2 separate regions of the Homo sapiens genome follow, and region 1 is linked to region 2. Evidence: chromatin loops called from intact Hi-C (ENCODE). Cell type or tissue: psoas muscle. All regions are shown on one strand. Links, peaks and the distances in the headings refer to the core of each region. The heading gives the core; the rest is flanking DNA. Region 1 has its middle 71 kb from the start of CSF3R. Region 2 has its middle 40 kb from the start of LITATS1.

Evidence for each region. Hi-C counts contacts between places; a loop is a spot of excess contacts. Peaks named below come from ENCODE experiments on the same cell type or tissue, not always from the same donor. Only the 100,000 strongest peaks of a DNase experiment are listed, where the experiment ranks them.
Region 1: a loop joins it to region 2, with 6 times the contacts of the local background. A loop is called at or near these places in 21 of 110 quality-filtered maps.

Annotation. Positions count from the first base shown.
Region 1 is chr1:36,550,888-36,556,260 of GRCh38, forward strand. No RefSeq gene overlaps it. Among named protein-coding and RNA genes, the nearest start is that of CSF3R, 71 kb to the left of the region's middle. RefSeq lists enhancers at 2,853-3,052, 3,193-3,242. In psoas muscle, for the core only: a CTCF peak has its summit at 3,105 (motif pointing right); a DNase peak (open chromatin) is centred at 3,114; H3K27me3 peaks cover 2,801 bases.
Region 2 is chr1:37,432,105-37,437,477 of GRCh38, forward strand. No RefSeq gene overlaps it. Among named protein-coding and RNA genes, the nearest start is that of LITATS1, 40 kb to the right of the region's middle. In psoas muscle, for the core only: a CTCF peak has its summit at 2,381 (motif pointing left); a DNase peak (open chromatin) is centred at 2,367; H3K27me3 peaks cover 1,137 bases.

The DNA.
Region 1 (5,373 bases), core at 313-5,312, 880 kb before region 2:
GAGAATCACTTGAGCCTGGGAGGCGGAGGTTGTGCTGAGCCAAGATTGCGCCACTGTACTCCAGCCTAGGTGACAGAGCGAGACTCAGTCTCAAAACAAAAACAACCCCCCCACAATATATATTTTTATTGTTTAGATAGCCACTTATCTTTTAAAGTGCTTGAAATAATAATAAAACATATTTACCCATGTAGTTACCACTTTTGGTGCTTTTCATTCCTTGGATCCATATTTCCCACTGTTATCATTTTGCTTCTGCCTAAAGGACTTCCTTTAATATTTCTTATGATGAAAGTCTGTTGGTGATGAATTCTTTATGCTTTGTATATCTGAAATAGTCTTATTTTGGTTTTGTTTTTGAAAGTTATTTTTGCCGGGTTTGGAATTACAGGCTGACACTCTAATCACACATATATTAGGTTGTTTAATGTTGAACCACAGATCATTGATGTTCCCTTTTAAAAAATTTGATTTTTTGCCGGGCACGGTGGCTCATGCCTTTAATCCTAGCACTTTGGGAGGCAGAGGTGGGTGGATCTCGTGAGCCCAGGAGCTCGAGACCAGCCTGGGGAACATGGCGAGACCCCATCTCTGCAAAAATACAAACAACTAGCTGGGTATAGTGGTGTGTGCCTGTAGTCCCAGCTACTCAGGAGGCTGAAGTGGGAGGGTTGCTTGTGCCTGGGAGGTGGAGGCTGTAGTGACCTGAGATTGCACCACTGCACTCCAGCCTGAGCAACAGAGTGAGACCCTGTCTCAAAAAAAAAAAAAATTGATTTTTCTTTCTGTGTGTTTCATTTTGGGTAGTTTCTATTGCTGTGTCTTTATGTTCACTAATCTTTTCTTCTGCAATGTCCAATCTGCCATTCCTCCCATCCAGTGTAATTTTCCCCTCTGTTTTTGATCTCTGTAAGTTTGATTTATGTCTTTTTAATATCTCAATCCTCCACTTAATTACTATTATTAACATCTATGTACATTCTGAGTCAGTTTCAATTAATTAATTAATTAATCTTCATTATAGAGCATATTTCCCTGCTTCTTTGCATACCTGATAATCTTTGATTAGATGCCAGACATTGTAATTTTTACCTTTTTGAGTATTTTTGCATTCCTTTGGATACTCCAATTACATATACATTAGGAGTTCTTTATATTCTTGGTTATTTTTGCATTTCTACAAATATTCTGAACTTTGTTCTGGAATGCAATTAATTTATTTGCAGGAAGAGTTTGATCCTTTTAGGTCTTGCTTTGAAGATTTGTTAGGTGGGACCAGAGCGGCATTTAAATTTAGGGCTAATTATTCTTCATTGTTGAGGCGAGAATCTTCTGAGTATTCTACCCCATCTCGCACTAATTATGAGGTTTTCTAGTCCTGGTGAGAATAGATGTTATTCCAGGCCTTGTGTGATTGCTGGGTACTGTTTCCTCTATACCTCTGGATGATTACTTGTTCAGCCTTGGGTATTTTCCATATACACATGTGCTGATCAGTACTCCGATGAATACTTGAAGGGGACCCTCTGCAGGTTTCTGGGGTTCTGGCTGTCTTTGTAGGTCTCTCTCCTATTGAGTGCTCTGTCCTGCAAATTCTTGTCTTTGTCTTTCTGGACCCCTAGCTCTATCTTCCCAATTTAGGATGTTTCCCAGGCACTACTTCCATTCCTACTTCCTGTGATGCAACAGAGAAACTCTACCAAGACAGTATGCTGAGATGATTTTAGGGCTCACCTTGTTTGTTTTCTGTCTCTAAGGGATACTATCCTTTGTTTTCTGATGTCCAGTATCTTGAAAACCATTGTTTTATATAGTTTGTGTGTGTTTTATTTGTTTGTTTCAGGCGAGAGGATAAATCTGGCCTCTGTTGCTTCATCTTGGATAGAAGTAGGTGCCTCTCTCCATGGCTTTAAACACCATCTATATGGTAATGACTGCCAAGTTCACCCCTGAACTTCAGACTCCTATATCCAACCTGGGATAGTCATGGCCAGCACCTCAAACTCACCATGCCCAAAATGGAACTTTTCACTGTCCTCTCATCAAATCTTTCCTTCCTGCCATCCCCATCTCAGGAAACGTCACCTAGATGTTCAGGCAAAAAACCTTGGACTTATCTTTTTCCTCTCTTTCTCTCACATTCTATATAGCTCTACCTCAGTAGCTCTTTTTGGCTTGAACTTCAAAATGCATCTCAAATCTGAGACCCTTCCATTACTCCCACCACTGGTTAAAGCTCCTGTCACTATTCACCTTGAACCTTGCAATAGCTTTCTAGCTCCGAACCAACTGCGTTCACGCCTCATCCCTCCTGCCGTCTGTTTTTCCTTCAGAATCCAGTGAGCCTTTAAAACTTTTAGCCCCCTCGTGATTGTTCAAAACCCTCCACTGGCTTCCTAACACAACTTAGAACAAAGCCCTAGACCCCTGTCGTAGTGCACAGGACACTATCTGATATGGCCTCTACCGCCTCTCTTGCTTGCTCCACTCTGACCACCCAGGCCTTCTCGCTGTCACTTGAACATGCCAAGGACCCTCCTGTGTCAGGGGCCACTTCCTTTCCCAGTGCCAGAATTGCTTCTCCCTACACATTTCCCCATCTCTTCATCAATCTCAGCTCAAAATCATCCCCCTAGAGAGCTCTCCCATAGCTGTCTGATCTAAGATAGCTCGCTCCCTGCTGCTGCTTCTCCCCTACTCTGCTTGATTTTTCATCATAGAACTTCTCTCCACCTGACACCCTACATATTTACTTGTTTGTGCATTTATTATCCCTCTTTCCGTGGAATGTAGCCTTTATGAAGGTGAGGGCTTTGTCTTGGTCGCTGCTGAGTTCCCTGTGCCTATTACAATGCCTGGGGTAAAGTAGGTGCTCAATGAAGCAGATTGAGCGAATGAATGAGTGCTCTTCTTGGCCACTAGGTACGATCGACAGGCTGTGTGACTCTGGACAAGTCCTTTGCCATCTCAGGGCATGTCTTTTTTAGGTGGGTGCTGGCTAAAAGCCCTGGCGTTTGCTGTTCAGTTCCCCACCACGCTAGGCGCCACACTGGAGGGGCTGGGCGATGCTGGCCATCCCGCGCTTGGAGGCTCTGGGCTTCGGATAGTCACGATTACCACCAGAGGGCGCTCGATGCTCAGATTACGGACCAGGGGCTCTGGGTAGGTAGACGCGTCACTGAGACTGTATTTAGGACCTGGGTATACAGGTGGTGTAAATGTGTTGGGGAATGGGGAGGCATTTCTAGGAGTCCTGACTCTGGGGTTCAGGATGTGGAGTCTCAGTTCTGCAGCTCACCCTCCCATGCTTGCTCCGCACCCACAGACAGACCCTGGGGAAAATTTTCACCTGTGTCTTCCTGGGGAAGGAAAAAACGGAGTCCACTAGCATGGAAACTGTTTGGGGGGGGTGCTCAGTGGCTTTCCACATGTCCTAGATCCCAAGATCTCCTTGTGGCTTTGGGTAAGACAAGTAAACCTCCTGGCATCACTGAGCAGGGTGGCCCTATTGTCCTTGGGGTCCCTCCAAGGAGCCAGAAACCTGGCAAGCCCGACCCAGCCTCCCAGCCGCCTTTAGGGCTGAGTCCTTCGTTGTCCCTCCACAGGTCAAGGAAGACCCCCTTCCCCAGACTGTAGATGGTTTCTCAGGATCCCAGGGCTCTCGCAGGGCAATCTCAGGCAGGAGTGAGGAGATGCCTTCTGAGTGGAGAGGCTCACCTGTGAGCAAGCTCATTTCATTCTCTCAATTAGTCGCAGTGTTTTTGCTATTGACTCACATTGCAAATGGGGATACCGAGGCCCAGAAAGTAGGAAAGACAGTGAGAGGTCACATATCAGCATGTGGCACATTTGGTTCCACTGCTCCCTCTGTTTTGTGTGTGCTCAATGCCTCTTTGGGCCATTCTCTTTCCAGAGAGTTATCTTTCCCAGCTCAAACACAGCCTCTGAGCCTTTGTACTTGCTGTTCCCTTTGCCTGGAACATCTTTCCCCACGATCTTCAGGTGCCTGGCTCCTTCATGTCACTCAGGCAGCAGACCAGATGCCACCTCCTCAGAGAGGACTTCCCTGACTATACCCTGTCTCTCTCTATCTCACCAGCTTGTCTTATTTCCTCTACAGCACTTAGCACCATCTAAAATTAATCAATTTCCTGGTTTCTGGTCTATGCTATGTTTTCCCCATCAGAGTGAAAGCTTCACTGGGACAAGGACCCTGCCCAAACGCGTTCCCAGTGGGCCACATTTCACCTATGGCACACAGTATGAGGAGACCCATGGATATTGAATGAGTGAGTGAGGGGGAGGGAGAGTTGCCTGTCACCCATGCGGGTCCCCAGACAAGGTCTCAGTAGCACAGAGTCACACCTGACCCCTTCCTGAAGGTCCAGGCTTCATGATGCTCTGGGGCCGCTGTGCCCACTTCTCTCTGGGGTTCTTCCTTCCCCATCTGCACCCCGATGAGAGGGATGCTCCTCAGACAGGCAACCATGGAGTGTTTGATTTAAGAACAGCCAACACCAATATGTGGGAGAAGGAAGGAGGGGAGCAGTGGACCCTGAGGGTGGGCTGCAGCCTATGGTGGTCTGAGGAGTGAAGCTTCCAGGATCTGGGGTACAGTTGGCCACACCTGTGATTGCAGAGGTGCTGATGCCTTTGTGTTTCAAAACTCAGGCTAAGTGTGTGCATGGACTGTTTAGCCATAATGACTGCCCTCTGTGAGATGGTCAGAGGACCTGTCTTGCGAGGAGCTGCAGAGGGCATCCACTTCACTATGTGTGAGTGCCAAGTGCTCCTAAGCACCAAGAATGCTGACTTGCAGGATGGCTTGGTGACTGGGTGGAGAGCAGACAATGGATGCAGCAGGAGAACGAGTTGTGTTTTGGGCCAAGAGGATCTGGATTTGAATCCTGGCTCAGTCACTTCTGTGCTGTGTGACCTTGGACAAGTGACTTCCTCTCTCTGAGTTAAGAAGAAATGAACTCTGAGAACTGTGTTTTCCTGGGACTAGCTCTGAAACTCCACCCTCCCAGGCTCAGCTTTTCTGTCTAGGGTTCCTGGTCACCATTCAAAGCCCAGTATAAAGCGCCCCTCCTTTGGGAAGCTATATCCCCATCCCATACCTGGAGGTTCAGGTTCCTCTTCCTCTGGGGTCTCTCTATTCTGCCTGTATCTACAGCACATTGGTGTTGTCTGTTTTTATGTCTGACTCCTTCCCATGATGCTGGAGACCCTGGCAGGCCGGCAGTTGCATTGTTCATTTCTTCATCCTTCCTGCCCAGCATGGGGATGGCACACCGTAGGTGTGGTGGTGATACTGAGTGAGTTGGGTCCCTGAGACTGGGTTGATTTCTCTGCTCAAGGATCCCTCAGGAT
Region 2 (5,373 bases), core at 180-5,179:
CAAACAATGCCTGATAAAGACTTCTGTCTCTGGGGCCAGGCGCGTTGGCTCATGCCTGTAATCCCAGCACTGGGATGCCAAGGTGGGCAGATGACCTGAGGTCAGGAGTTCAAGACCAGCCTGGCCAATATGGTGAAACCCCGTCTCTACTAAAAATACAAAAATTAACTGGGCCTAGTGGTAGGCACCTGTAATCCCAGCTACTCGGGAGGCTGAGGCAGGAGAATCACTTGAACCCAGGAGGCAGAGATTGCAGTGAGCCGAGACTGCGCCTGGGCAACAGTGCGAGACTCCGTCTCAAAAAAAGAGTTATGTCTCTGGGAACAAACTACGTATCCACAGCTATGTAACAGTTACCTCCATCCTTAGTGAATCACAATGTACATCCAATTATAAATGATGGGAAAACTCCGATATCAAAGGCTAAGTTAACATGTATGTGATGCTTGGTGCATGCAATAAATTCCATTTTTTATTATAAGCAGATATACTGGGGTTTTTTTTAACTAACAGAATATCATTTTACCTTCTCCACTAAATAAATGTTGTACAAATATTTAGAGAATATTGACATAAAGTGGCACCAAACTGGCCTGCTTGGGAGGTCCTTCTGTCTCCATCTGGCCCTGCTTAGCTGAGATCCCTCCTATGGCCTTTCCAACATGGTGGGCAGGGAGGGGCGGTGGGCCTGGCACGCTCGGTGGGCCGACGGTGCCTGTTGCTGGCTGCATCGGCCGCAAGGAGGCTCTGGCCAGCAAGACCGGCTGCACACCTAGAGGGAGGCTGACTGGAGGTATTACTCCTAGAGGGGCTGTGGTGGATCTTTCTAAGCCCACACTTGACTCTGTCCACACAGAACTCGCCTGTGTGTGGTCTTTGGGGAGGCTGCACGGGAGCAGCATACTGATCAGGCTGGAAGGAGAGAAAGAAAGAGAAAAAACACCTTCAAACAGCAGAGCTTCATATTCGTCGTTGGCTCTAAAAGACCCAAGAACACAGATGTGCACAGGCCAGCCCTGAGATAGCCACACACCATGACACACAAAAGACACAGAGGCAACGTGTATGCAGAGACAACCTGCAGACAGAGACAGCTCACAGCTGCTGGCGCAGAGCAACACTCGTGTCCCAACACATACACAAAGCACAGAGGCAAAAGCCAGCATGCCAGGCAGACAGAACCAGCCCCAAAAGCCCCTTCACATGCCGGACAGACACACTTGCATGCACGTAGGTACCCAGCACCTGCACACAGGGATGTGCCCCCGCACGCGCAGCGGTGCTGAGACACACTCCCGAGCACACCCCACAGCCACTCTGAATGCCTCATCCTTGGCAGGTGGGAGCAGGTGTCTCCTTGCAGGCGACCCTGCTCCCCACCTTCTCTCAGCCTTGAGGCCAAGGGCCAAGGGCCGTCGGACCCCCTGCTGTGACTATAGTGGGCATGAGATCTAAATGACCCAGACCTACCCCACAGGAGGGAAAAGAAGGTCCTGACATTTGTTGGCTCACTCCTCTCAAACCCCTGCCACTGGGCAATTCAGTGCGTACTGGAATTGCCAAGGGATCGTGCCACTGCATTCCAGCCTGGGTGACAGAGTGAGACCCCGTCTCAATTAAAAAAATAAAAGAAAAAAAAGAAACAAACAAAAGAGAATTGCCAGGGGAGTTTTTTGTTTGTTTGTTTGTTTTTGGGTTTTTTTGTTTTTGAGACAGAGTCTCACTCTTGTTGCCCAGGCTGGAATGCAATGGCGTGATCTCGGCTCACCACAACCTCCACCTCCCGATTTCAAGCGATTCTCCTGCCTCAGCCTCCCAAGTAGCTGGGATTAGAGGCATACGCCACTGCACCCGGCTAATTTTTTGTATTTTTAGTAGAGACAGGGTTTCACCATGTTGGCCAGGCTGGTCTTGAACTCCTGACCTCAGGTAATCCACCCGCCTCGGCCTCCCAAAGTGCTAGGATTACGGGCGTGAGACACCGCACCTGGCCAGGGGAGATTTTTTTTTTTTTTTTTTTTTTTAATGACTGGTGCCTGAGCCCCACCCTCAGACTCTGATTCATGGATCTGGGGAGGGCACCAGGCCTGGGTGGGTTTTTAACACTCCCCAGGCTACTCTAATGTGCTCCCAGGGTTGAAAATTACTTAGGCTTCCCAGGGTCTTGCGGGCATCCCTGGTCTCCGCAGGACTGCCCCAATCAACAAGATCCTGAGGGTGTGAAGGTGCCCCCTCTCTGCCCTTCAGCTCGCCAAGGAAGCCCTTGCCACACTGGGTCCGACCCACCCACCACGAAGACCCTTTTCTAAGTGCTGGTGGCACTTAGAAAAGGCGCCGGGCACGCCCATCTGCGCACTGCGGCTGCCCCCTGCTGGACAGAGCCAGTCAGGCCCAGCTGCTGGCATGACCTGCCTCTCCCACACAGGGCAACCCCAGGCTGAGCTGTTAGGGGAGCCAGAAGCACATGACCCTCAAGAGAAGTCCCCACACCTTCTGCAAGAGTCCACAAACCGTCAGCTCTGCACCCTCCTACAAAACCCCAGCTACCTCTCTGGTCCCAGCTGTCTCAGGCCTAGATGATCACAGGTATTTTCCTTTGTTCATCTACTCAGTGGTAGCCAGCAATGCTGTGCTGGACTGACCAGTCCTGGCAGCTGGGGCTGCAGAGATGAATAAGGAAGGGAACTGACAAGTCCTCCCATGCCCAGCCATCTTCCAACAGCTGCCCAAGCCACCTTCCTCCAGCTGCCTATGTCCTTGCTACTCCACAGCCCTTGGTGCTCCCTCCTGCCCTTAGGATAAAGCCCAGGCTCCTCACAGCCGGGCTCCTGCTGCCCAGAGCACATCTCTTCTTAGTCTCCCGGAAGGCCTTCCACCCTGGGACTGCCTGGCAAACTGTCATTCGCAGTTCTACTTTCTACTTATGCCACCTCCTCCAGGAAGCCTTCTCTGACCTCCTCCCTCCACCAGCCTTCATATCCATTAGCCACTACCTCCTCTTTTCCCCTGAACATTACATACTTGCCTCTTATACTGATTCTCTGTTTATGTGTCTGCCTCCCTCCGCTCTAGACTTGGGGTTCCCGGTGGGGCGGGGGAGGTTCAGGGACCTGGGATCGATAAAGGTCTGTAGAATTAATGAAGCCTTCTCCAACCTGCCCAGTCCATAGAAAGCTCTTCTGTCTCTGGGTGCACCACACCAGTAGGCTGAGTGCCTCCCTCAGAGAAGCAATCCCTAGGGCAAGGAAGAGAAAAAATAACAGCTATGACACTACTAAAGCACATGCTTACTAGGTACCAGATGTGTATTCGATTCCACATGTTTTACATATATCAATTCATTTAACCCTCACAACATTATTATGAGCTAGATGGGAAACCTAAGGTACGGAGAGGTTAGATAACTTGCCCAAGCAAACATACAGCTGTCAGTCTAGAGCTGGGATCCTGCCCAGGAGTTGGCTCCAGAGGCCATACTGTTAACCATGTTAACCACATTTTCCGGTTTTTTGTTTGTTTGTTTGTTTGTTTGTTGTCGTTGTCTTCTTTTTGAGACAAGGTCTCGCTCTGTTGCCCAGGCTGGAGTGCAGTGGCACAGTGGCTCACTGCAGCCTCCACCTCCCAGGCCTCAATAGATCCTCCACCTCAGCTTCCTGAGTAGCTGGGTCTACAGGTGCGTGCCACCACGCCCGGCTAATTTTCTTGTAGAGACGGGGTTTTGCCATGTCGCCCAGGCTGGTCCCACTCCTAGGATCAAATGATCCACCCGATCACCCGCCGTGGCCTCTCAAAGTGCTGGAATTACAGATGTGAGCCACTGCCTGTGGCCCACACTTCCCTCTCAAGGGAAGAGAATGTTGGTGGAGAACCCATGTCCATTGCGGCCCTGAGCTGCCTCCCAGGCACCTCCTACGGGAGACAGGAAAGGTCTTCGCAGGAGAGGCCAGACCCAGATTCCCTAGCCATCCGCTCTAGGGCTGTGGCTTCTTTCACTTCCTTCTTAATTTTTCCAACAAGAACAGATGCCACTGCAGCTGACAACTGCCTGTGTGAATGGAAAGGCGGATCCAGCCCCTCATTTGTCTGGTGAGAAAATGAAATTGGACAAGGAGGCAGCTGAGCTTCGGGAGACCTGGAGGATCCAGGGGTGGTGGCAGGCATAGGAGGGCACCCAACAGGCAGGGAATGCAATACAGGGACAGGATGGTAGGTCTGAAATGCCCCAAGACCCTCTGCACAAGCCCCTGCCTCTAACACTTTTTTTTTTTTTAAGATGGAGTCTTACTCTGTTGCCCAGTCTAGAGTGCAATGGCACAATCTCAGCTCACTGCAACCTCCCCCTCCTGGGTTCAAGCGATTCTCCTGCCTCAGCCTCCTGAGTAGCTGGGACTACAGATGCACGCCACCACACCCGGCTAATTTCTGTATATTTCGTAGAGATGGGGTTTCACCATGTTGGTCAGGCTGGTCTCCAACTCCCAACCTCAAGTGATCTGCCCGCCTTGGCCTCCCAAAGTTCTGGGATTACATGTGTGAGCCACCACATCCCGCCCTCCAATACTTTCTTCCTTTGTCTCTCCCTCTCTTCTTCCCTTCCTTATGTCCTTCCTTTCTTCCTTCCAGACGTGGTGAGCAACTACCAGATACTCCCCCGTGCTGGCTCCTGGGAACACAAGGGAGAAGGAGTCACTAGCATCGTACTCAAGGAGCTCCCAGTCTGGAGAAACAGACAGGGCCAGACCATCAGTGAGTGCTATGATGGAGCAGATTCTGAGGTCCATCTGTCTGGGCTCCTATCAGCTTCCGCCACTTCCAAGCTGTGTGAATTGCACAAAGTATTTAAGTTCTGCATCTGTAAAATGGGATACTCAAGACACCTGCTTCACTGAGTGTTAGAAGGATTAATGGAGTTAACACATGTAACATGCTTCGGAATCGTGCCTGGCACACAGCAAGCTCCTTCTACCACATCTCCCAGGAATGTAGCCCCTCACCAAATCCCAGGATCCTCCTTGCTGCTGTTCCTTTTACTCCTCTGTTGTTCCTCACACCCCCTCACAATCTAGAAGTAGCCCCTGAGGTCTAATCACTATCCCTCCGGTTGCAAGGCACTTATCATCCACAGCAGATATTTACATGCACCACCCATAATAGGCATCACACTGAGCTCACCAGGGGAGCTGTCTAAGCATACCAGGGGAGGGCCCCTGGTGACTCCGAGACCCTGGTCTTGGGAGAGGATAAGAGTTTGGCCTGGGGTAGAACAGCTCCCTGCCCCAAACCAGGTGTGTCTGCCTCACCAGTCACTCAGGCCTGGGGTGGTAAGTGGCAGCCCTAACTGCAGAAAGCTGCCCCACCACTGGCTTCTCAGCC